2 separate regions of the Homo sapiens genome follow, and region 1 is linked to region 2. A link is an interaction called in ENCODE POLR2A ChIA-PET data of the cell type or tissue named here. Cell type or tissue: A673. All regions are shown on one strand. Links, peaks and the distances in the headings refer to the core of each region. The heading gives the core; the rest is flanking DNA.

Evidence for each region. ChIA-PET counts read pairs that join two places held together with the same protein. Peaks named below come from ENCODE experiments on the same cell type or tissue, not always from the same donor. Only the 100,000 strongest peaks of a DNase experiment are listed, where the experiment ranks them.
Region 1: POLR2A ChIA-PET joins it to region 2 with 16 read pairs; 11 of 35 experiments call an interaction of 5 or more read pairs at or near these places.

The regions. Positions count from the first base shown.
Region 1 is chr11:65,537,376-65,545,375 of GRCh38, reverse strand. It overlaps SCYL1 (SCY1 like pseudokinase 1), which reads right to left. Exons shown (of 18, transcript NM_020680.4): 15 at 7,496-7,567; 16 at 7,194-7,409; 17 at 7,052-7,106; 18 at 6,672-6,934. The coding sequence ends at 6,810. It overlaps LTBP3 (latent transforming growth factor beta binding protein 3), which reads left to right. Exons shown (of 28, transcript NM_001130144.3): 17 at 1,827-1,949; 18 at 2,152-2,271; 19 at 3,648-3,776; 20 at 4,083-4,250; 21 at 4,422-4,505; 22 at 4,762-4,890; 23 at 4,994-5,131; 24 at 5,223-5,363; 25 at 5,495-5,656; 26 at 5,748-5,828; 27 at 5,917-6,048; 28 at 6,145-6,817. The coding sequence ends at 6,296. Among named protein-coding and RNA genes, the nearest start is that of SCYL1, 16 kb to the right of the region's middle. RefSeq lists enhancers at 4,198-4,247, 4,464-4,758, 6,364-6,867, 6,868-7,372 and silencers at 4,498-5,257, 5,308-5,507. In A673, for the core only: CTCF peaks have their summits at 4,321 and 5,062; DNase peaks (open chromatin) are centred at 4,355, 4,635 and 4,985; H3K4me3 peaks cover 1,208 bases; H3K27ac peaks cover 2,338 bases.
Region 2 is chr11:65,383,271-65,398,894 of GRCh38, reverse strand. It overlaps FRMD8 (FERM domain containing 8), which reads right to left and starts at 12,258. Exons shown (of 11, transcript NM_031904.5): 1 at 12,134-12,258; 2 at 11,774-11,858; 3 at 9,367-9,534; 4 at 5,221-5,322; 5 at 4,796-4,854; 6 at 4,470-4,636; 7 at 1,875-2,096. The coding sequence starts at 11,858. It also overlaps a transcript of SLC25A45 not described here. RefSeq lists enhancers at 5,757-6,343, 9,280-9,914, 11,954-12,542, 15,029-15,555 and silencers at 11,872-12,451, 14,823-15,117. In A673, for the core only: no CTCF peak of the experiment used is centred there; DNase peaks (open chromatin) are centred at 7,674 and 8,444; H3K4me3 peaks cover 2,226 bases; H3K27ac peaks cover 5,312 bases.

The sequences.
Region 1 (8,000 bases), core at 1-8,000, 150 kb before region 2:
CACCTGGAATGATGGACCATGGACCGGGGGAGCTATGGAGTCTTGGGTGGGCCTGCTTAGCCAACCCAAGGTGGGTTGGGTAAGCAGAGCATCTAGCAGAGCCTTGTGGACACTGACAGTTCAGGGGCAGGCTGCGGAAGGCGTTGGAGGAGATGGTGGGGGAGGGATGGCAGGGGCGCCTGAGGGGCACCATCTGGGAAGCTGGGGAGGACATATTTCCAGGGAAGGAGGAGGATGAGCCAAGTGCAGTAGAGAGGTTCTTGTAAAATAATAACTGGTGAGACAATAAGTCTTAGGACAAGACTTAGGGGTCTGCCCCCTAATCCTACATGGAAATCCTAGTGATGCCTTCCTTGGCAAGAAGGTCCCTGGTAGCCTTGGCAGGGTAGCTTTTGGGATATGATAGGGACAGAGGCCAGAGATATGTGGGCAGAAAGTGAAGAAGAACAAGACCTGGGGACTCTTGCTCTTCCAAAGTGGGGCTTTGGTATAGGCTGAGGAGGTGATGCCAGGAGAGTGGACCAGGAGACGAGGGCAGCAGGGTCAGGAGAGGAGGGAGGAGAGCCAGCGGAAGGGACATCTCTTGCTGTAACAGGAGCAGGAGGGGAATGGATGTAGATAACGATGTTCAGTGGGTTAAGGGGGATTACCTTTAATTCTCTCAATACACAGTGAAGGGCCTGGGTTGAGTAGGGGACTCAGGAGAACAGTGGCGGTTTGGAAGTATCCCAGGGCATGGGGCTGCCTAGGGGCTTTATGGAAGTCAAAGCTTTAGAGGAGTCAGAGAGGGAGGTGCCAGCCACACGAGGCTCTGTTGGACTGAGGCTGAAGCCTGTGGGTATGTTCCAGCATGCTCAGCTTGGTGGCTGCTCCAGTCCCACTCCGCACCCAGGATCCACAGGCCACAGCTCTGACCAGAGACTGGGCATTGCCAGACAGTGAGGAGGAAGGAGAGGTGTTTATGGATCAGGGACGGGAGTCCTAGGGATGATAAGCCCTGGGCTCCAGCTGGGAACTATCAGAGTCTGGGGGTGTCAGGCAAGCTCGGAGGACTGAGAGGGAGGCCACCAAGCCCTGTGAGAGAGAAGGTGGAGGTGAGGACTTGAGAACAGTGGAAAGAAGGCAGCCTCTGAGGGCCCCAGGGTGGAGCAGATCTGAGTGATGAAAATCCCCTTGGGACCCTGAGAGTGAGGGGAAGGTCACGGAAGCCGAGAGATCCAGGAATGTGAGGTCAGAGGCTGACCTGGTTGTCCACGCGGATGTTCGAAACTCCCAGGATGGAGAGAAAAACAGAGCAGGAGGAATGAGGAAGGTGGGTGCTGACAGCCACAGGAGGACTGAGGCTGCAGGAGGCCGGCGGCACCTCAGAGGCCGAGCTCAGGCTTGGAGGGGTCTGGGATGTGGGCAACAACTGGCTCCATCAGAGAGGCCTCAGGAAAGTGTGTCCCGGGGGAGGGTCAAGTTCCTTTACTGCATGAGCAGAAGAAAGTGGGAAGAACAAGGATAGGGAGTTTATCCCCAGAGGAAAAAGGGAGCCATGGCAGGTGAGGGAAGGGTGGGAGCAGCAGTGAAAGCGGCTGGGGCAGGGAGAGAGGGCGGGGGAGGCTGGGGAGGCTCTTTAGCATCAGACCTGGCCTAGGGACCCTGGCAGCACCTGACCTGGTCGTCAGGGCACTGTGTGCCACCCAGAAGCAGGGTGAGGCCTGTGCTTCTGAGTGCTGCTGGCCTCAGCTCTGGTGCTCCAGGCCATGCGCAGAAGTGAGAAAACAGTAGTAGAAACCCAAGACCACCCAGCCTGGTCCTCTGACACCCCCTATGCCCTGCAGATGTGGACGAGTGTGAGGCTGGGGACGTGTGTGACAATGGCATCTGCAGCAACACGCCAGGATCTTTCCAGTGTCAGTGCCTCTCTGGCTACCATCTGTCCAGGGACCGGAGCCACTGCGAGGGTGAGGGATCTTAGAGCTGGGGTGCTGACCTGTCCCTCCCTACCCCAGGACCCCCACCCCCCAGGGTCCAGTCCTAATCCAGATCTCAGTTGGGGCATAGGGGCGTGGGACTGACCCAGGGCTCTGGGAGAAAGCTTTGGCTGCCTCAGGCTGGGGTTGGTGATCAGCCCCTGAGATTCTCCACCCCTTCCATCCCCTACAGACATTGATGAGTGTGACTTCCCTGCAGCCTGCATTGGGGGTGACTGCATCAATACCAATGGCTCCTACAGATGTCTTTGCCCCCAGGGGCATCGGCTGGTGGGTGGCAGGAAATGCCAAGGTATGGGGGACTGGCTGAGGGTTCCTGAGGGATGTGGCAGGGAGCAGTAATTCCCTAGACACACTGTGGCCTTTCTCCATCCATCCATCCACCCATCCAACCATCCTTCATCCATCCATCCATCCATCTATCCATCCATCCATCCATCCATCCATCCATCCATCCATCCATCCTTCTATCCATCCATCCTTCCATTCATCCTTCCACTCACCCACCCATCCATCTGCTCAGCCTTCCAGTCTTTCACCTAGAATAACAATGATCACAGTAAACATGACAGTTAGTGCTATCGTGGTGCTTACTATGTGCCAGGCACTCTGTTAAGCTCTTTACAGATATTAATGTATTGGTCTTCCCCATCAACTCACCCATACACATGCATTCATCCAACAAAAGTTTAGGCTGAGTGCAGTGGCTCAGGCTGGGGGCGGTGGCTCATGCCTGTAATCCCAGCACTTTGGGAGGCTGAGGCGGGCGGATCATGAGGTTAGGAGTTCAAGACCAGCCTGGCCAATATGGTGAAACCCCATCTCTACTAAAAATACAAAAATTAGCCGGGCGTGATGGCGCACGCCTGTAGTCCCAGCTACTCGGGAGGCTGAGGCAGAAGAATCGTTTGAAGATGGGAAGCGGAGGTTGCAGTGAGCCGAGATCACGCCACTGTACTCCAGCCTGGGCAGAGAGTGAGATTCCATCTCAAAAAAAAAAAAAAAAAAAAAAAAAGTTTATTGAGCACCTACTATTTTCCAGGTTCTGTGCTTTGTACTAGGTAATCAACAATCACCCAGGGCTCCCAGCTAGGGGAGGCCAACATGTAAACTGATTCTGACAGTTCAGGGTCCTGGGTGCCAAGAAAGGTATAGACTAATGATTAATTGCAATGGGGAGGTGAATGTTGAACTGGACTGAAACGTAAGTAGGAGTTCCCTAGGCATGGGAAAGGCAAGGCACGAGAAGTCATTCCAGGACCAAAGAGCAGTAATTGCAAAGCATAGAGATCTGGAAGGAGCTAGTTGTGTTTACAGAGGAGGGGAGGGTGCCCTGAGCACAGAGTTGGGGAGTGGAGGGTGGTCTAGAGTAAGGCGTGATGAGACCTAAAGGTATCGGAAGCTCAATTGCATTTGAGGCCTTTCCATTTGGGCTTCTGATACTTTTAGGTTTTGTAAGGTTAGTGGGAGCCACTGAAGGTGTTATGAAGGACAGCAGCTAATGTCCACATGCACATTCAGACACATGCACAGACACAGCAGACTTCCTGCTGTACATACTTTGAAACCAAAGTGGAAATTCAGGTTCTGAACTTGTGTGAGGCCCTTGAGGTGCAGCCCCAGGGAAAGAGGGGCTGGGTTTCCAGCTGCGCTACTCTTGCCCCGCAGACATAGATGAGTGCAGCCAGGACCCGAGCCTGTGCCTTCCCCATGGGGCCTGCAAGAACCTTCAGGGCTCCTATGTGTGTGTCTGCGATGAGGGCTTCACTCCCACCCAGGACCAGCACGGTTGTGAGGGTGAGTGTCCTCCCAGCTCCTCCCTCGGACTGGACAACTCCCCTGAGCTGCAGCTGGGATTCAGAGATGTGTCCTGGCCCCACCCTCCTAAATTTGGGGAACCGGAAGAAATCTCTTTTGGCTGGGGGAGTCTGGTGGGGCCAGACGATGAAGGGTCCAGAACACCACGTTGAGAACAGAGCCAACTCTCAGGAGGAGGCTAAGGGGAGCCAGGGAATGTGGGGGGAAAGACCTGTGGTGGGTGGGCAGGGTGGACAGGGCCAAGGGGGGTCTGTGCACAACCCTGAGCTGCCGTCTGCCCCTCAGAGGTGGAGCAGCCCCACCACAAGAAGGAGTGCTACCTGAACTTCGATGACACAGTGTTCTGCGACAGCGTATTGGCCACCAACGTGACCCAGCAGGAGTGCTGCTGCTCTCTGGGGGCCGGCTGGGGCGACCACTGCGAAATCTACCCCTGCCCAGTCTACAGCTCAGGTCAGGAGCCGGGCAGGCCCCTTCCCAGATCTTCAGTTTCTTCATCTGGAAGCCAAATGTGGGAAATGGCGCCCCCTGGCAGTTGGGAAATAGGCGGCGGGCTGCAGCCCTAAGCCCACGCGCGCGCTCAGTCCTGCCTCTTCCCTCCCCACGGCCGCCCTGCCCCTGCAGCCGAGTTCCACAGCCTCTGCCCAGACGGAAAGGGCTACACCCAGGACAACAACATCGTCAACTACGGCATCCCAGCCCACCGTGGTAAGCGCCCTGCGGCTCCGCCCGCCCCGCGCCCTCTCACCCCGGGTTGGGCTCGCCCGGATCCCGCCGGGACTCGCTGGGTCAGCTGCCCGCGCCGGGTAAGCCCCGCCCGCACCTTCCTCGCAGGCCCCGCCCTGTAGGCCCCGCCCCTCCTGTAGGCCCCGCCCGGGGATGGCTTCGCTCCGGTGGTGCGCCCAGCCCACGCCTCCGGGCTGCAGCTGCGGGACCGGAGCGGCCAGTGTTTGTCACCCCGCAGACATCGACGAGTGCATGTTGTTCGGGTCGGAGATTTGCAAGGAGGGCAAGTGCGTGAACACGCAGCCTGGCTACGAGTGCTACTGCAAGCAGGGCTTCTACTACGACGGGAACCTGCTGGAATGCGTGGGTGAGCTCCGCCCCCCGGCGGCCGTGGGGAAGCGGCAGGGAGACACGCGCCACCGCGCCCATCCCGGGCCTGCCCCTGCTACCCACGCTTTTCCTCCCTGCAGACGTGGACGAGTGCCTGGACGAGTCCAACTGCCGGAACGGAGTGTGTGAGAACACGCGCGGCGGCTACCGCTGTGCCTGCACGCCCCCTGCCGAGTACAGTCCCGCGCAGCGCCAGTGCCTGAGCCCGGAAGAGATGGGTGAGGCCCGGGCCGGGGAGTGGGGTACGCGGGAGGGGCGGGGCCCGGGCCGAGCTGTGACGGCCCCCACCCACCCCCTCGCTGTTCGTAGACGTGGACGAGTGCCAGGACCCGGCAGCCTGCCGCCCTGGCCGCTGCGTCAACCTGCCGGGCTCCTACCGCTGCGAGTGTCGCCCGCCCTGGGTGCCCGGGCCCTCCGGCCGCGATTGCCAGCTCCCCGAGAGCCCGGCCGGTGAGGGCGAGGGTTGGCCTTGGCCGATCCCGGGGCCCTGTCCGTCACGTGGCCCCCGCGCAGGTGGGGTGGGGCGGAGGCGGGCGGTTCCTGCCTTGGGCCCCTCCCCTGATGCCAGGTGTCTTCCGCAGAGCGTGCCCCGGAGCGGCGCGACGTGTGCTGGAGCCAGCGCGGAGAGGACGGCATGTGCGCTGGCCCCCTGGCCGGGCCTGCCCTCACCTTCGACGACTGCTGCTGCCGCCAGGGCCGCGGCTGGGGCGCCCAATGCCGACCGTGCCCGCCGCGCGGCGCGGGTAAGGCAGTCGGGGAGGAGTTGGCCGGGAGCGAGGATGGGGGCCAGGGCCCGGGGACCCGGACGTCGCTGACCAGTTCTGCTCCTCCCAGGGTCCCATTGCCCGACATCGCAGAGCGAGAGCAATTCCTTCTGGGACACAAGCCCCCTGCTGTTGGGGAAGCCCCCAAGAGGTGAGTGCTGCCGGGTCGGGCGGTGGCGGGGTTGGTAGCCTTTGGCCGGGGCTCAGTGTTGAAGTCCATATTGTTCCGGGCCACGCAGATGAGGACAGTTCAGAGGAGGATTCAGACGAGTGTCGCTGCGTGAGTGGCCGCTGCGTGCCGCGGCCGGGCGGCGCCGTGTGCGAGTGTCCCGGCGGCTTCCAGCTCGACGCCTCCCGCGCCCGCTGCGTGGGTGAGCCGGGCTTCGGGGGTGGGGGCAGGGGCGGGGCCGGTGGTGAGGAGCCGCCTGGAGGCTCAGCGAAGCCGCACCTGTCGCCCTCACCTTCAGATATCGACGAGTGCCGAGAGCTGAACCAGCGCGGGCTGCTGTGCAAGAGCGAGCGCTGCGTGAACACCAGCGGCTCCTTCCGCTGCGTCTGCAAAGCCGGCTTCGCGCGCAGCCGCCCGCACGGGGCCTGCGTTCCCCAGCGCCGCCGCTGACGCCGCCGACGCCGCCCTCGGCCCAGACCTCGGTGATCACTGAGGGATTTCCGCGAGCTCGGCCTCACTTCTGCCCCGACTTGTGGCTCGGACCCAGGGACCTTCAGGGCCCGCAGACCCTCCCGGCGCCTTGAGACCCGAGGCGCCCCTACCGGCCCCCCTCCCCGGTTAGCGGGCGGTTGTAAGGTCTCCGGCGGGCGCTGCCTGCCTTCCTCCCAGAGGGTGTTTCCTAGAAACTGATAAATCAGATCGTGCCTCTTTACCCTTGGCTTTCGAAGCAAATTGATGTTCACGTCTGACGTGGGCGCGGGCTGCGCAGGGCGGCGCCAGACCCCAGCCGCCTCCCAGGGGCTAGACTGAGCCCGGCACAAGGGGTGTGAAATAGAATTTATTGTGGCTCTGATTATGTACACGTGAGATGGCCTGGCTGGGCCGGCCGGGCTCACATGGTTTGTACAATAAATACATCTGTGGGGCGGGCTCTCCGCAGCCGGGAAGGGCCACCGCCACGGTTCAGTCCAGCTTCCGGGCTCCCAGCTTCATGGGGCCCTTGGCCACCTTCCTCTCGGCGCGTTTGGCCTCCATCTCCCGCCGCCGCTCCTCGCGCTTCTTCCGGGCCAGCTCAGCCTTGACCTGTCCTGGCGTCAGGAAGGGGAGCCCCGGTCTCAGCTCTCCAGCCAGTGCCTGCCGGGGGCCTGTAGGGGCGGGCTAGTCGGGGAGCCCTAGTCTTCAGCCCACCCAGGGGAAGCACTTACGACTGTCAGTCTCGAGGCCCTCCCAGTTGTCCTCACCCCAAGAGTCTGGCCTCGGCTGTAAAGAGAAGTGTGGGCTGCAGTGGGGCCCACTTCTGGCTGAGGTCCACCATCTCTACCCTCTCGCCAGACCTGTGCTGGGTACCTGGGTGCTGGGACGTGCAGACAGGGTAGCGAAGGGGTCGCCCTTGTCGCTGGACTCTGGGCCACCCCAGTTATACTCGCTGGCCAGCCGTGTACCGTCAGGAGGTGGCTCCTGGGAGCTTGGCTCCTGCCAGCCCTGTTCCCAGGAGCCCTCAGCTTCCCAGCTGCTCCAGTCGGACTCTGGGGATTTGGAGGATTTGTGGTCGGAGTTGCTGACCTGTAGAAGAGCGGGAGGGGGAAGTAGCCCTGGGCCCAAGGAGGAAAGAGCCCCATACACACACCTCCCCACCAGACCCAGCTCACCTGACTAGCACGGCTCACTTGGCCCCCGGTGCTCCAGTCGTCCTGCTGGGCCAGCACAGACTCGGCCTCCTGCTGCAGTGTGGGAAGGGACCACTGACTCCCACCCCATGCTAAAGGGCAAGTGAGCCCGCCCCAGCATCATCCCAGCCACGGGCCCCACCACTGTCTTTTGCCTTCCTCCTCATTTGCTCCTCAGGCCCTGTTTCCCATCTATTAAATGGACGCTGACCCTGGCCTGCCCTCACCCCTCTTTAAGGCTGGGGAATGAGATCTAGATGCCCCTTCCAACAGCCTTGAGGGCCAGAAACTGCTGCTGTCAGCCAGATGGGGAAATTGGGCCCCCAGCTCTGCCCCATTCTGAGGACAGCCCCAGTCCTCCCTCAGCCCAACCTGAGCCCATCCCCCAAGCAGAACTGGTCTGGTTCTAGACCCAGGAGTGGCCTCTCCTTGCTGACCCCCATGGCTGGGTGGGCACTGGAGGAGGGGAAAGGGGGACGGTGTGGGT
Region 2 (15,624 bases), core at 3,343-11,342:
AAACCCCGCTCTCTCCACGCGATGGGATGGGGCTGGAGACCAGCATGGGCCACCTTGAATTCCTGGGGCCGTCCTGCTCCAGCCTCCTCCGGAAGACTTCTGTCCCCCAAGCTCAGCTGATGGCCAGCCCTCCGATTTCACTGAGGAAACCAAAGCAGCCAGGAGAGGGCCACCTGCCGGTCAGCACACATGGGCTGTCACCTCCCCCTCAAAACCACTACAAGACCCGTTGCTTGACCCCATTTTACAGCAGAGTTGTGACAGCTGGTCACACTCACTGTCTCCATCCCTGCTCACGCTCGCCCACCAGGCTGGAGCCCACATCCATCGCCAGCTGCCAGGAGGACAAGCGGGGCATGCGCTAGGAGCTGCTGCGGGTAGAGCCCTCCTGCCTTGCTGGGGGGCCCAGGGCCCCTTCTCACCTGGCCCACACTTGCCTCCCAGCATCTCTCCAGGCTTCAGGTGCCATCCATATGCATAGGATTCGCCAAATACGAGCTCCAGTTCAGACTGCACTAGACACCAGATGCCCACTCGAAGTCGCCAGTGGGGCGTCTAACAAGTATCTCAAAATCAACATGTCCAAAGCAAGCTCCCAGCCAGGCACGGTGGCTCATGCGTATGATCCCAGTGCTGTGGGAGGCTGAGGCGGGAGCATCACTTGACCCCAGGGTTCCAGACCAGCCTGGCCAACAGGCAAAACCCCGTCTCTACAAAAAATACAAAAATTAGGCCAGGCGTGGTGGCTCCCAGCACTTTGGGAGGCTGAGGCAGGCGGATCACCTGAGGTGAGGAGTTCAAGATCAGCCTGGCCAACATGGTGAAACCCTATCTCTACTAAAAATACAAAAATTAGCCGTGCATAGTGGTGCAGACCTGTAGTCCCAGCTACTTGGGAGGCTGAGGCAGGAAAATCGCTTGAACCTGGGAGGCAGAGGTTGCAGTGAGCCGAGATCATGGCATTGCACTCCAGCCTGGCAACAAGAGCGATACTCCATCTCAAAAAAAAAAAAAAAAAAGAAAGAAAAATTACCCGGGCATGGTGCTGCACACCTGTGGTCCCAGCGACTCAGGAGGCTTGCTTGAGCCCAGGAGGTCGAGCCTGCAGTGAGCCACGATTGTGCCACTGCACTCCAGCCTGAGTGACAGAGCAAGACCCTGTCTCAAAACAAAAACAAAAAACCAAATTCCTAAACTTTCCCTGACCACTCCACAGTGCCGCCCCCAGCTCAGCGGAGGACAACGCCATCTGCCAGGGGCTTAGGCCAGTCCTCTCTGCCTCCTCTCCTTCGCTTCATCCACTGCACATCCATCTGGCAAATCCTGTCACTCTGCCCTCAGAACGTCCTGCATCTGACCATCTCACCTGTTCTGACCACAAGGCCCAAGCCACACCCCATCCTCTGGTCTCCTGGCTGCCGCCTGTGCCCAATGACAGGCTCTCCTCAACCTCTGTGTTCTCGTCTCTCTCCACTAGAACATCAGCTTCATCAGGCAGGGGCACGGTGTCTCTGGCTCAGGGGGACCTCCAGTGCCCAGGGAGCGTGCGTGCAGTAGGTGCACAGAGCTGTTTGTTAGACAACAATTGCGTGACAGAGACAGCTGGCTGAAGGCGAGGTCGGCCGGGCCAGTGACGAGGTGACTGTGCCAGGTAGAAGGAGAGGACCCATCCAAGGTGTCCCAGCCCCTGACAGGAGGAAGGGGAGGACAGGTGCCCAGCTTGGAACGGTGGGGCCTGAGGTGCTCGTGACAAGACACCACTTCATGGGGACACAGCTCAGCTGGAGCAGAGGTGGGCTCACTGGCAGCTGTGCTAGCAAAGCCCAAGAACAGCCTGCGGAGGGGGTGGGGGACCGCGGGGCTGTGGCTCTTACCCATAAAACGGCAGCTCGTGGCACTTGAGGAGATAGGCGCGGTAGTGGGTGCCCAGGGCGGCCTCGCACCCGCCGTCGCTGCTGACCTCCTGCACCTGGCGGTAGGCGTTCAGCAGGCCCTGCTCGCCCGGCCCGGCCCTGGCCCCACGGCCCCGGAGGGCAGCAAAGAGACTCTGGCCCCGCTTACAGAGGTGGGCAGGGAGGAAGGAGTCCAGCTTCTCCCTGTGGAGGAAGGAAGACAGGTGCTAGCGGCCCAACCAGAGGTGCCAGGCTCACGGGGGAGGGCGAGGGAAGCAAGGCTGCCTGGAGGAAGCAGACACACATCTACTTCCAAGTCAGAGGCTGGGTAAGGAGCCCACAAGGGGAGACCCAGGCACCAGACAGAGGGGGTTCAGTTCTCGGCCCCCCTCCGAAGGGCAGACTCCAGGGCCAGCCTGTCTGCTTCTGCCGAGAGCAGCTGTACAGCTGGTGAGAGGCACCTCCTGTCCTGCGCCTGCTTCCTTTGCAGAGTGGGGATGGTGACACCCCCACCTGTCCCAGGTGAGCTCCCCCGGCCCTAAAACTTGACAAGCTCTCCAGGTGCAGGCCAAGGATTGTGATGGGGCTCCCTATGAGGCCCACCTGGGGCTGTCCCTCTGCCCGTCTGACCCGGGGTCACCGTCTGAAGCCAAAGGCTCATCCTGCGGCTCCAGATGCCTGCATCTCCATCCAGGAACAGGAACCCGGGCCCCACCTTCCTGCACTTCCCACCAGTCCTGCCTGAGCCGGCAGCCTCTGCACTGCAGCCCCATGTGCACCAAGGGCCCCCATGGGGCCTGGTCCTGTCACCCAACCCTTCCTGCCTCCTGCCTGGTTGGTTACCACGTGTCCACCCAGGAAACTCATAGGAGCCGAAGGGAAAGACACGAGGAGTCACCAGGCCCCTCTTCACCCCCAGAAGGGAAGGAACCCACCACCCTGAGCACCCGCAGTGTGCCCGGCACTGCAGAGGTCCCTGACCCCCACCTGCGAGGGCACACAGACACACAGGGCAGCCAGGCGAGTGAAGGAGGCCCAGGAGATGGGCCCAGGTCTGCAGCTCACAGCAGAGGTGAGAGGCTGAGGGAAGGTCTGGAGGCCGAACAAAGAGCCCCCACCTGCCTAGAATCAGACTGCAGCAGGAGGGTTTCAGAGCAACATCTGTGTCACCAAGTCAGGAACGTTGGGATTTCTGAACTGGTGGAACTTTTATAACCAAAACTGGTGCAGGGGTTTTAATGCTCTCAATGCTTTGTTCTGCCAGATAAAAACGTGAAAACGCCAACCTACAACTAGCACAGGCTCACAAAAGAAAGGGCATCTCCCCCGCCCCACATGAAGGAGGAGAGGCCCTGGCATACCCACAGTTGGTTCCCCGCCTCAGGCAGCGGGTACTCTGTGGGCTGTGGACCGGCCATCAGATAAGCTGCAGTTGGAGCGCTCAGTCCTTTTTTTTCTTTTTTGAGACGGAGTTTCGCTCTTGTTGCCCAGGCTAGAGTGCAATGGCTTGATCTCGGCTCACTGCAACCTCCATCTGCCAAGTTCAAGCAATTCTCCTGCCTCAGCCTCCCGAGTAGCTGGGATTACAGGCATGCACCACCTTGCCCAGATAATTTTGTATTTTTAGTAGAGACGGGGTTTCTCCACGTTGAGGCTGGTCTTGAACTCCTGACCTCAGGTGATCTGCCCGCCTCGGCCTCCCAAAGTGTTGGGATTACAGGCGTGAGCCACCGCACCCGGCATTTTTTTTTTTTTTAAGACAGAGTCTCACTCTGTCACCCAGACTGGAGTGCAGTGACATGCCCTTGGCTCACTGCAACCTCCACCTCCCAGGTTCAAGTGATTCTCCTGCCTCAGCCTCCCAAACGGCTGGGATTACAGGTGTGTGCCACCACACCTGGCTACTTATTGTGTTTTTAGTAGAGATGGGGTTTCACCATGTTGGCCAGGCTGGTCTCATACTCCTGACCTTAAGCGATTTGCCTGCCTTGACCTCCCAAAGTGTTGGGATTACAGGCCTGGGCCACCGCGTCCGGCCCCTTCACTGGAATTATTTCTAAACCTCGGGATAATCCTCCATGGAGACCAGAGACCGGCCTGGGCTTTGGCAGGGCAGACTCAATCCTCGCCACCCAAGGCCCTGCTAATTTACACAGCAGAGAACTCGGCTCCTGGAGAGGGCTGGGAGGTGGACAGCCAGCTTGCCGACCGCCTGGGGAACACCCCAGAAGTCTGGAACTAAGCTGGCCTGTTACTGGTGACAAAGGGTCAGTATCTGGGTGGTCCCTGGCTGTGACTCCAAAAGCCCAGCTCCTCTGACCCTGGCCGGCAGGAGGCAGGGCTCCAGATTCTTCTCCCAGACTTCACTTCACCTGAGGCTCCAGCCCAGGACAGGTGAGGAAAAGGAGGCTGAGGGGCGGAACAACTGCCTAGGGCCAGAGTGAGCCTGCGGGGCTGAGGCCTCCTGACTCCAGGACCCTGCCCCCACCTTGCGAGACTGAAGACTGCTTGTAAGTTCCATTCCAAGGACAAACTCCCCCACCCAGCGCCCCCGCCTCAAGTCACACAGGCCCTCACCTCAGGTCGCAGGCTGCCGGCCGGCCGGGCTGGTAGGGCCCAAGCTGCACGCGGCACACCAGGGCGCCCAGAGCCTCGCAGTCCTCCACGTCGCACGGGTACCGTGCAGCCAGCACGTTGCCCTTGGCCTCCTCATAGAGCAGCCGCAGGACCTCCTCGTCATGGATCTGCAGGGGGGTGTGGCAGGGACAGCCGCTCAGCTGGGCTGGGGCAGGGAGAGCTGCTCAGTTGGGCTGGGGCAAGGTGCGAATGTCCAGGGGTCTAGGGACAGGGAGGCTGGGCACAAGGGGCCAGGCCTGGTGGGGCCACCAGGGCTCCTGCCTCACCTGGAGCTCCCGCCGCTTTGGGAAGAACACGTTCCTTCGGAACTGCAGGAAAGGCTCATCTGGGGAGAGAGGCTGGGTCACTGCCGGGCATCCCCACTCTGCTTAGCCCTCCCCTCTCCCGATTGGCCCAGGCCCTGGCCACCAACCTCACCCACCAGGGCTGAGAAAACCGGAGGGCCGTGCAGAGGGTGGAGTGTGCAGCTCATCCCAACGTGCCCCGGTGGCTCCCAGCCCATCCCCCAATGGGGCTTCACTCAGGGACCCCTTCCTCCCCTGCCAGGGGTGGCTGACGGAGCCTGGGGGAGATGCAGGCCCTGCCCCTCAGCCAGGGCAGCTCCTTGCTGGCAGGGCCCTGGCTGGGCTGGGAGCCAGAGATGCAGACTCAGGTGGTCCCGAGGCAAGGACAGACAGGCAGCAGCACTGACCCATGGCCACGTCATCGTCTGGGGCACTGGTGAAGCGCAGCAGCAGCTCCGGCCACTGGCGTCCCAGCTTGTAGGGCTGGTGCTTGGGTTTCAGCTGCACCTCTGCAGGACGAGATGGGGAGTGGCCCATGCAGCCTCCGGCCAGTCCAGTGGCTGCCCTTCCACCTATCACACCGCACAGCATGACGACAGTCGCAACCAATAGTAACTGAGCAGGTGCCAAGGGTCCAGAGCCATTTACTCTGCAATAACCCTATCCCCCATTTCACCCATAGAGCAAATGAGCCTCAGAGAGGCCAAGTTCCTTGTCCACAGTCACACAGCAAGCGACGGGGGTCTGGCTCCAGGCAGAGCCAGCCACTAAGTGTTCACTGCAGCCCCACGGCAAGCTGAAACTGGAGACTGGCCAATGGAAGGTGCTGGGGCACAAAGGAACCCTCAGTGCCATCAGGAAGCAGAACTGGAAATTGACAACTGGGGCCCAGAGGCCCAAGGGGCTGCCTTGCCCCCCCACTGGCAGAGCCTGGGCCTCCCCGTCATCACTGCCCACCTCTGACACCTCTGAGGAGCTCCAGCTGACCTTCCATCCTGCAAGCTCTGCACCTCCGTGGCCCACACGCAACCCAGCTCCTGCCTGGCCCTCCCACCTTATCTCCTCTCTCACTGCCTCTCCCACTCTGCTCCTGCCACCTTGGCCTTCTTAAATCTCCTTAAATCATCCCCAGCTTGCTTGTGCCAGGGCCTCTGCGCTTGATGTTCTTCTTTTCCTGGACTCCTTTGCCCCAGATCCTCCCGTGGCTGGCTGATTCAGGTCTAAGTTCAAGGGCCACCTTCCCTGGACCCCTAATTAAGGCAGCCCCTCCTCAAAATTTTCCATCACCCCAATGGTGCCACATCTGTTTGCCTTCACAGGCTGATCACTACCTGACATTCCTCGCTGCTGCCACCCACAGGGGCTGCAGAATTGTCCACCGCCGTATCCCTGGGGCACAGTGACCTCGCCAGGGGTTGGCAGAATGACCAAGTGCAGCAGTCCAGCCCCTCAAACTCCAGGCTGCCCCATGCCACCACTGCTCTGGACCCAGGACTCAATGCCTCAGGCCAGGAGGGACAAAGCCTTTCAGCTCACACACCAGCACCCACCAAAAAACAGTGGCCACCGGGTTCTCTGCCTTTGAGAGGTGTGAGGCCACTTCCAAGTTCATCCAGAGATGTATGGGGATGTCCGTCACCGGGGTGCAGGAGCCAGCGCTTGCTCCAAGCTTCCCGAGCGCTGCCTGATCCACATCTCCCTGCTCTACCCTTAGGCAGTCCCCACTGATGGCCAATCGCCCCTCCTGCTGGCCTGAGGCCAGGGGTCCTTGTCTCTGCTCTTTGGGCCATCTGGGCCTTCCACCTGGAAGAGCAGCCACAGCTCCACACGGGCCCCCTTGCCCACAGCCCTTCCACCCACCCCTGCATCCAGCCTCTGCAGCCCTTTCTCGTCCCAACATTTCTGGTCCAGATTTCCCAGAGGCCCCACAGCCCTCCTTTACAACCTAGACCCTGGGCCCCACCCATCTGTCACCACCTCCAGTAGGGAAACACCATTTACCCCCAATAGTTGCCTCCCCACTCCCTCCAGAAAGGGCTCCATTAACTCCCCTCACTTGGCCACTGAGCCCCTCATGGGGTCCTCATGCTCTCTCTGTCTGGGAACTCAAAGGGCTGGAGGACATGGAGATCACCCACTTTACAGCAGGGAAACTGAAGCTGGGGAAGGCACAGTGCCTGAGGCCACATGGGGCTACTGGCTAAACCAGGAACAGAGCTCTGCTTCCTAAACCCCCCTTTACCATCCTTTAGGCTCTAAAATTCCAATGGTGGCCGGGCGTGATGGTTCATGTCTGTAATCCCAGCACTTTGGGAGGCTGAGGCGGGTGGATCACTTGAGGTCAGAAGTTCGAGACCAGCCTGCTCAACGTGGGAAAACCCCGTCTCTACTAAAAATACAAAAATTAGCCAGGCGTGGTGTCGCTTGCTTGTAATCCCAGCTACTCGGGAGGCTGAGGCAGAAGAATCGCTTGAACCCAGGAGGCGGAGGTTGCAGTGAGCTGGGATTGCACCACTGCACTCCAACCTGGGCAACAGAGTGAGACTCTGTCTCAAAAAAAAAATAAATAAATAAAATTAAGTTAAATTAAGTTCCACCAGGGTCTTCCCTCCTGTATTCCCAGCATCTAGAATACCACGTGGCCTGAGAGAGGCTTTGCACGTCCTTGTGGAACAAGCACAGTAACTGACAAGATGGGGCCTAGGGACACCCTGGAGACAAGGATGTCCTTCCTGCTGCCTACAGCCCAGCCCTGACCAGCCTTAACCCCAAGCCCCAGCAGCTCAAAAGACTCCTTCCTGTCTTCAGAACTCCCGCAGTCCCAGACACTTCCAGATGGGGCCTTCCTGCCTGGAGGCTGCTATCCAAATGGGACGGAAGGGCCCTGGAGCCCTGTTCCACGCAGAGTGACAACGACATTGAGAAGGCTAAGCCCTGCCAAAACATCCGGCATGAAGGGCAGCTCCAGAAGACAGCGCCCCTCCCTGCCCTTGCAGGGCACTCACGGCCCTGGGGCATCTGTCACCGGTTCACCCCATCAGGGGTGCAGGGGCCGGGGGAAAAGGGTTCTGGGGGGGCCCAAGTCACAGCTGAAGTGGCTTTTCAGCCTCCCTGAACCCAGCCTGGGAACAGAGTGGGTGCTGACTTTGTGCCGGGGTCTTCTGCCACCATCCTCCTGTGTGGGCCGGGCAACAAAGCAGCCCATTCACGGCCTCCGGCCGTGGGAGAGCCGGAATGTGGTGAGGAGGGAGTGGAGACGGAGGAGGTGAGAGGAGGAGGCAGGCTGCCCAGCAGGCTCTGGGAGCTTCCCGAGGTAAGGCAGGGGCCAACCCATGCAGAACTGTACCCCCAGCTTTCAGACACAAACCAAGGGGCCCACAGTCCTGACTCGAGGCCCGGAGGTGAAAGAGAGGTGACCAGGCTGGGCATGAGGTGGCCGAGGAGCCGGGGCAGCAGGAAGAGGGTGGGCGGGCACCTCCCAGCAGCAGCTGAGCAGGAAGCTCCTACTGGCAGGGGGGAGGGGGTGGAGAGAAGGATGAGGGTGGGGAGCAGGGGTGCCAAATGTTCCCTCTCCCCCAACCAGCAGCCTCAGGAGAAGACATAACTGCTGGGGGCCCCTTGGACCTAAACCAGGCTGTCCTACGCACTCCCTCAATGGGACTGGTCACCCTCTTCTTGCCTGCATTCCTCTATAACGAAGGGAATGTGTAAGCTAAGAAAACTCGCCCGGCCTATGGCACCGATTTACTAAACAACATGGGGCAGCCTCTCCCTTGGCCCCCTCCTGTGCGAACCAGCAGGCTCAGAGACCCTGTTCACTGAGGGACCCTGGGCTGAGTGTCTAGAGAGCCACCGCCCTTAAGTCCCTCCATCTTGCAATTTCAGCTTGAAAGGGCAGGATGTGGGTGGTCACGAGGCCAGCCAGGCAGGGCTGGAGGCTGAAGACCCCCCTCCCAGAGAAGTCAAGTCTCTACTCTTCCCACCCTCACTAAGAGCCTCAGGGTCAGAGGGGCCTACTTCCTGAGCCATGTCCCTTCTCCTCCCTGTCCCCAAGGAACAGGAACAGTTCAAAGAGGCCGACCGGGAAGCCACTCAGGCCTGGGTCTGTCTTGCTCCTGCCACACAGTGGTCTCGCCACCCTAACTACAACTTCCATCTGCAAGACTGGCCTAGGCCTGAGGACAAGGTGAAATCATGGTTCCCAAACACCACCCAGGTTGTGGCAAAGGTTATGCTCGGCAGACAAGGCCCCCTTCCTCCCTCCCTCCTGCGGTACTGTTCCTGGACCACCCAGTCCCAGCACGACCTGGGGGGCAGGCGTGTCCACTCCTCCACCACCAGCAGAAAGACAGACAGCAGGGCCAGGAGCGGGGGCCTTCTCAGGGCTCTAGGTGCTCAGACAGGTGGACAGCTCAGGATAAACCCAAGTCCCACCTTTCCCCATGGGCAGTGGCCAGCGGCTCCCCAGCGGCTCCAAACACTGCCCCCTCCCTCCTGTACTGGTCAGTGCCCTTCCAACCCTCCAGCCTGGGCTCCTCACTGCCAAGCCTTACCCAGCAGAGGGGAGACCAGCCAGAGCGCGAAGACATCCAGGGCGATGTCTGGAAGCTGCAGGACCTCGCGGACAGCGCGGTGCAGCTCATGGGCACTGAGCGAGGGCAGGTTCTCCACAGCCAGGGGCACCACCGTGTCATCCGCTAGGTATACCAGCACGTCAGCCGCTGTGATGGAGACCAGGCAGGCTCAGCTGAGGCCTCTGCCTGGCACAGCCAGGCCAGGCCAACCAGGCACCCTCTACCACCCACTGGGGCTGGAGCCCCCACCCTACACCCCTCAGGGGTGACCAGGGCTACGCTCCTGAGACAGAGTCCTCGCCAGAGGCAGAGCCCCAGCAGCCCCAAAAGACCCTATCACGAATGCTATCTATTAGTGCTTCCTTGACACCCTTAAACCACCCAGAAACCCAGTAACTCCTGCCCAGAGACCAGCCCCACCGCAATCCCCCAAGATTCAAATTAAGCCTGGCCATTGCAAACCTGCCCCTCACCACCATAGCTGCCCCAAGGATTCAACTGTTCTTCTGCCCTGAACAAGAACATGCCACAGATGTGAAACTACAGCACAGAGAGGCTGAAACCACAGCATAGAGAGGCTGAAACCATCCTGAGGCTATGGCAGTTAGTCTGGCTGGCTGGCAGGAGCGAGAGCTGGTAACCCGCTGCTGTCCTTAGGCAAGTCTCTCTCTGACTGAGGCTAAGATGCGAAGAGATAATTCTTTAGGTCACCCAGGTTAAAGCAAGTTCCAGGTCTCAGCTTCCTTGGGACTCTTTAAGTCTGAGGACTCTTTAAGCCTCAGGAGTCAATACGAAGCAGGCTAGGGAAGAACAGCCCAAATAGCTGAGAGTTCCCTTGTGACAACTTGTGGGTTCCAGAGCCAAATGGAGACACCTGGAAGAGCAACCAGATTCAAATCCCCATCCCTGAGACTGCAGGCATGGTGAAGGAACACTGGAGTTTGGGGCCGACATACTCGGGTTCCCATCCTTGCCTGGTCGCTGGCCAACTTCAGGGAGTCAATTTAAGTTGTCAGTTGCCTCATCTGTAAAAGTAGAGCTAATACTCCTCCCTCCAAGAGTGTGTGGAAGGGAAGGGCACGGTTTCTCATCTACACAAGAGAAGGTGCTCCTCGGACCCCCAGTCTGTTATGCTCCAGCAGCTACTCTCAGAGATCACAAAATCACTTCGAGGAGGCTCAGGTTCAGATCTACTTCTCAGGCAAGAACTGAGGCACCAGAAGCTGCAGTATGTAATCACCTGGAGAGCTTCCACAGCCTGCCTGGGACTTAACCTCCCTAGGGCCCAGTTTCCTCCCTATCAAATGAAGATCATGATATGATCCCTGTTTTTTTTTTTTTTTGAGACGGAGTTTCACCCTCGTTGCCCAGGCTGGAGTGCAATGGTGCGAGCTCAGCTCACCGCAACCTCCGCCTCTCAGGTTCAAGTCATTCTCCTGCCTCAGCCTCCTGAGTAGCTGGGATTACAGGCATGTGCCACCACGCCCAGCTAATTTGCATTTTTAGTAGAGACAGGGGTTTCTCCATGTTGGTCAGGCTGCTCTTGGAATTCTCAACTTCAAGTGATCCACCCGCCTCGGCCTCCCAAAGTGCTGGGATTACAGGTGTGAGCTACTACGCCCAGCCTGATCCCTGCTTTCAAAAGGCTGTTTGGGAGAAAGAAAGGACACAGCCGGGTGTGGTGGCTCACGCCTGTAATCCCAGCACTTTGAGAGGCTGAGGCAGGCAGATCACGAGGTCAGGAGATCGAGACCATCCTGGCTAACACGATGAAACCCCGTCTCTACTAAAAATGCAAAAAATTAGCCAGGCGTGGTGGCGGGCGCCTGTAGTCCTAGCTACTCGGGAGGCTGAGGCAGGAGAATGGCGTGAACCCCGAAGGCGGGGCTTGCAGTGAGCTGAGATCGCACCACTGCACTCCAGCCTGGGCGACAGAGGGAGACTCTGTCAAAGAAAGAAAGAAAGGAAAGAAAGAAAAAAAGAAATGACACAAAGAAAGTGAACGTGTCACTTTCTTTTTTGTCTATGTTGCCCAGGCTGGTCTCGAACTCCTGGGCACATGTGGTCTGCCCACCTTGGCCTCCCAAAGTTCTGGGATTACAAGCATGAACCACATCAGCCTTCACTTTTCATTCATATAATCTCATTTGAATTTCACAGCTATGTTAAACAAGCTCATTTTACAAATGAGAGCGAGGACCCAACCTGGCCAGTAAACTAGTGACAGAGCCTCTGACTTCTGTGAGTTTTCCACATCTGAATGTACCTTATTATTTCTTAGTCGATACATAAATTATCTTTAATGAAAAAGAAGACAAGCCAGAGCTACTTCTCCAGGGCTGGGGTCCCAGGAGGGTGTGGAAGAGGAGATGCGGGTGGGACCCACCTCGGGCTCCCACGGAGGACACGCTGCTTCGGTGGGATCGCTCAGCGGGGCCGGGCTGCCCGGCACTGCCTTCTGTCCCGTCCATCTGCAAAGGCAAAGAGAAACAGCAGTTACCGGGAGCCAGGGATGGGGGGCTGGAGGTCTCCTCAAGCTCTCGGTGAGTACGGTAAGGGATCCCAGGCTGGGTCCGCAAGGTTGAGCGGCGCTGCCTGGAGGGGCCAAGAGTGCAGACCGGGCGCTGGTGGGAGGGGTGCGGGTTGCTACGGTCAAGAACCGGGGGTCGACCTGGATGCCCAGGCAGGGCAAGGCGCACGCCCAGCCGGGGACGGAGGCCCGGGCCAGACGTCGCTGTGCTCTCACCTCGCAGGGTCGCAGAGCCCGCCACCTGAGAGGCAAGGCTCCTGCCTGGAATCCTGCCCCGCCGCCAAGCCCGCCACCGCCCGCACTCGGGCTCCCGCTAAGGACGCAGCTGACCGGGAAGCGACGCGGAAGCCACGGCGGGAGGAAGCGCGGCGCCCGAGGCCCCGCCCCCTTCGACCCGGGGGAGCCAATGGGAGCCCAGGGCCGCCCCGCGCGGCCCGCGCATGCCCGGACGCCAGCCTCGCGTGTCTCATCACGCCCGTGGGGTGGCCGCGTCACGTACCAGCCCCGCCACCACCAGAGTGACCCAGAGCGAGTTTCCCTTCACAAAGGCCCCGACTGTTGGCCTGTAAGAGGGTTTGGCGAAGATTCGAGAATCAGGCTAGGGGCGTTGGCCTGCCCACGCTGGGTCTTCGGGCTAGTTCCCTGCCTGTGAAATGGACACTTCCTGGCACGTGCCAGGGATCCATGCGGCGCTGGCAGCGGCCTGTACCGTGGCGCTCTCGGCAGTGGTCAGGAGAATGAGTCCTGGCCCAGACTCATCCTGGACAAGTCCCTTCTCCTCTGGGCCTCAGTTTTCCTCATCTGTAAAATGAGGTGGTTGAACTGAATGACCCCCAAGGACTATCCCTACTCTCTAAATGATTATTAATATATGTCTATGTCGGCCGGGCGCGGTGGCTCACGCCTGTAATCCCAGCACTTTGGGAGGCCGAGGCGGGCGGATCACGAGGTCAGGAGATCCAGACCATCCTGGCTAACACGATGAAACCCCGTCTCTACTAAAAATACAAAAAATTAGCCGGGCGAGGTGGCGGGCGCCTGTAGTCCCAGCTACGCGGGAAGGCTGAGGCAGGAGAATGGTGTGAACCCCAGGGGGCGGAGCCTGCAGTGAGCCGAGATCACACCACTGCACTCTAGCCTGGGCGACGGCGAGACTCCGTCTGAAAAAAAAAAAAAATTTATATATATATGTCTAAATCAGAAAACCAGGACAGACACTCTGTTTTTCCAGGGAGCAGTGACATGAGCCCTTACTATCTTACACAACAGCCTGGGAGACCTTGAGGTTTTCCCAGGCTGGGAGGAGACTTGGGGCCCCAAAGAGGCAGGTGTGAAACCACCTACCCTCAGGGCCATGTCACTGACATGTCCTGGTAATGCAACATGTGTGCATCTGAGATGTGGAACTCAGGGAGAAAAATAAGTCCATGGGGCACCTTCTGGGGCCAGAGGAACCAGAAGTTGTCCCAAGTGACAGCAGTGGGCTTGGTGATCAGGAACAGAGGGCAGTGGGTTCACTTTGCCCTGGTTCCCTGGGATTGGAAAGCAGCTCTAGCTCCTGACCCAGTCCAGCCTTCTTTGGTATGTGAACCAGCTCTGCCTGCCCTCCTATGATCCACACTGCCCCACAGCTGAGCCCATGACATCACATTTGCCTTGCCAATGTGACTTAAGGACTTGAGGAAGCTCAGATGTGGGCTGCAGGGAAGGGTGTCCAGTGGGGGCAGGCATCTCCTTCCTGGTTCTCAGCTCTGGGACCCTCAGACCAGGACACACTGTATCTCCATGGCCTCTTGACCCAGCTGGAGTGAAGCAGGAGCAGAAGAGTTCAGTGTTGTTTTGAATGCTTACTGGATGCGGGGCTTGTGCTAGGTCAGGGGATGGAGACTGAGGGGAGACGTGGCCCTGCCCTCAGAAAGTGTCTGTTGTGGTTTAATTGGTGAGTTAAGGAAGAGGGGAAAGAGAAAGAAGCCCAGGAGAACAGCACATTTAAAACCACAGCACTTTGGGAGGCCGAGGCAGGAGGATCGCCTGAGGCCAGGAGTTCAAGACCAGCCTGGGGAACATAGTGAGACGCCATCTGTAAAAAACCCAAAAATTAGCCAGGTGTGGTGGCACACATCTGTGGTCCTAGCCATTCAGGAGCCTGAGGTGGGAGGATCGCTGGAGCCCAGGAGTGTGAGCTCACAGTGAGCTCTGATAGCGCCATCCTGCCACTGTATTCCAGCCTGGACAACAGTGAGACTCTGTCTCCAAAAAAATAAATAAAACCACAGAAGATGACAGCATTGCCTTAAGAACTATGAAATGCTACAGGCAGGAAAAGTCTCTGCTCACTTGCTGTGTGTGGGGCACTGGGCCAGGCCCTTTCCCCTGTTTCCTGTGTCATTCTCATGCGTCCTGAGAGTGGAAATAAGTATTAGCAGTTGCCATTTACGTGCCAGCCACTTTTTAAAGTGCTTTAATCCTTAGAACTCACTAAGAGGTGAGTATCACATCTCTGTTTTATGTCAAAGACTGACACCTGGGAGTGTCTGCGGTGGTGGTGGGGAGGCTAGAACCCGGGTCTAGTCAAGGAGGGGCACTGGGAGAGAGTCCGGGAGGCTGATGGTGGGGAAGGAAAGGCATTCCAGGTAGTGGGAACTGCACGAGCATGGTTAGGACCCCAGGAAAGACCCCCGCTGTGTGAGAGCATAGCAGGTGGGTGGCACCATGGGGGAGGCCTTGAACCCCAGGATGACAGATATGGGGCAGGCGTGTTAGACAGTAAGAACATTTTGGAGGTTGTGAGCTAGAGATTCACAAGATGACGCCATGCTTAGGTGGGCTTCCCTTCAGCAAGGCTGTAGGGAAGTGGGAATGAGGGTCTTTCTCAAACTGGGGTGAGGCGGTGAGATTGGAAAAGAGAATGAGACCCATTCTGAAGTGAGGGAGGAGGCGGCCTCCAGCCTTTAGAGCTGAGAGGCTTAGACATCAATTAGCCCGACTGCTGTCCTACTTTGGCAAACAATAATAGACCCCAAGGCCCACAGAAGAGGTTGCTCAACATCACTGAGAGAGATAATGTAACCGCCCATTGGGTTCACCTTACCCTCTGCCTAGACAGAGCCAATTTGTCAAGACAGGGGAATTGCAATAAGGAGAGTTTAATTCATGCAGAGCTGGCTGTACGAGAGACAGGAGGGTTTTTTTTTTGTTTGTTTGTTTGTTTTTTTTTTTTGAGACGGAGTCTCGCTCTGTTGCCCAGGCTGGAGTATAGTGGCATGATCTTGGCTCACTGCAACAGCTGCCTCTCGGGTTCAAGCGATTCTCCTGCCTCAGCATCCCAAGTAGCTGGGACTACAGGCGCCCGTCATCACACCCGGCTAATTTTTGTATTTTTGGTAGAGATGGGGTTTCACTATGTTGGTCAGGCTGGTCTCGAACTCCTGACCTCAGGTGGTCCTTCCGCCTCGGCCTCCCAAAGTGCTGGGATTACAGGCGTGAGCCACTGCGCCTGGCCTGTATCAGTTATAGTTTTTGCAAAGGCAGTTTCAGGAATAAGAAGCAGAACCAGGACTGCAGCCCAAGCCACCACGAGAGGCCAGTCTTTGGGGATGGTCTTTTAGGATGATCTTTGGGGGTGGCCCAAGGAGCCCCAGGCAGCTCCAGAGGCAGGAGGTAGGAGGTCCTGTTTCCCGAATCTGTCCACCCGGGAGAAAGCAGCA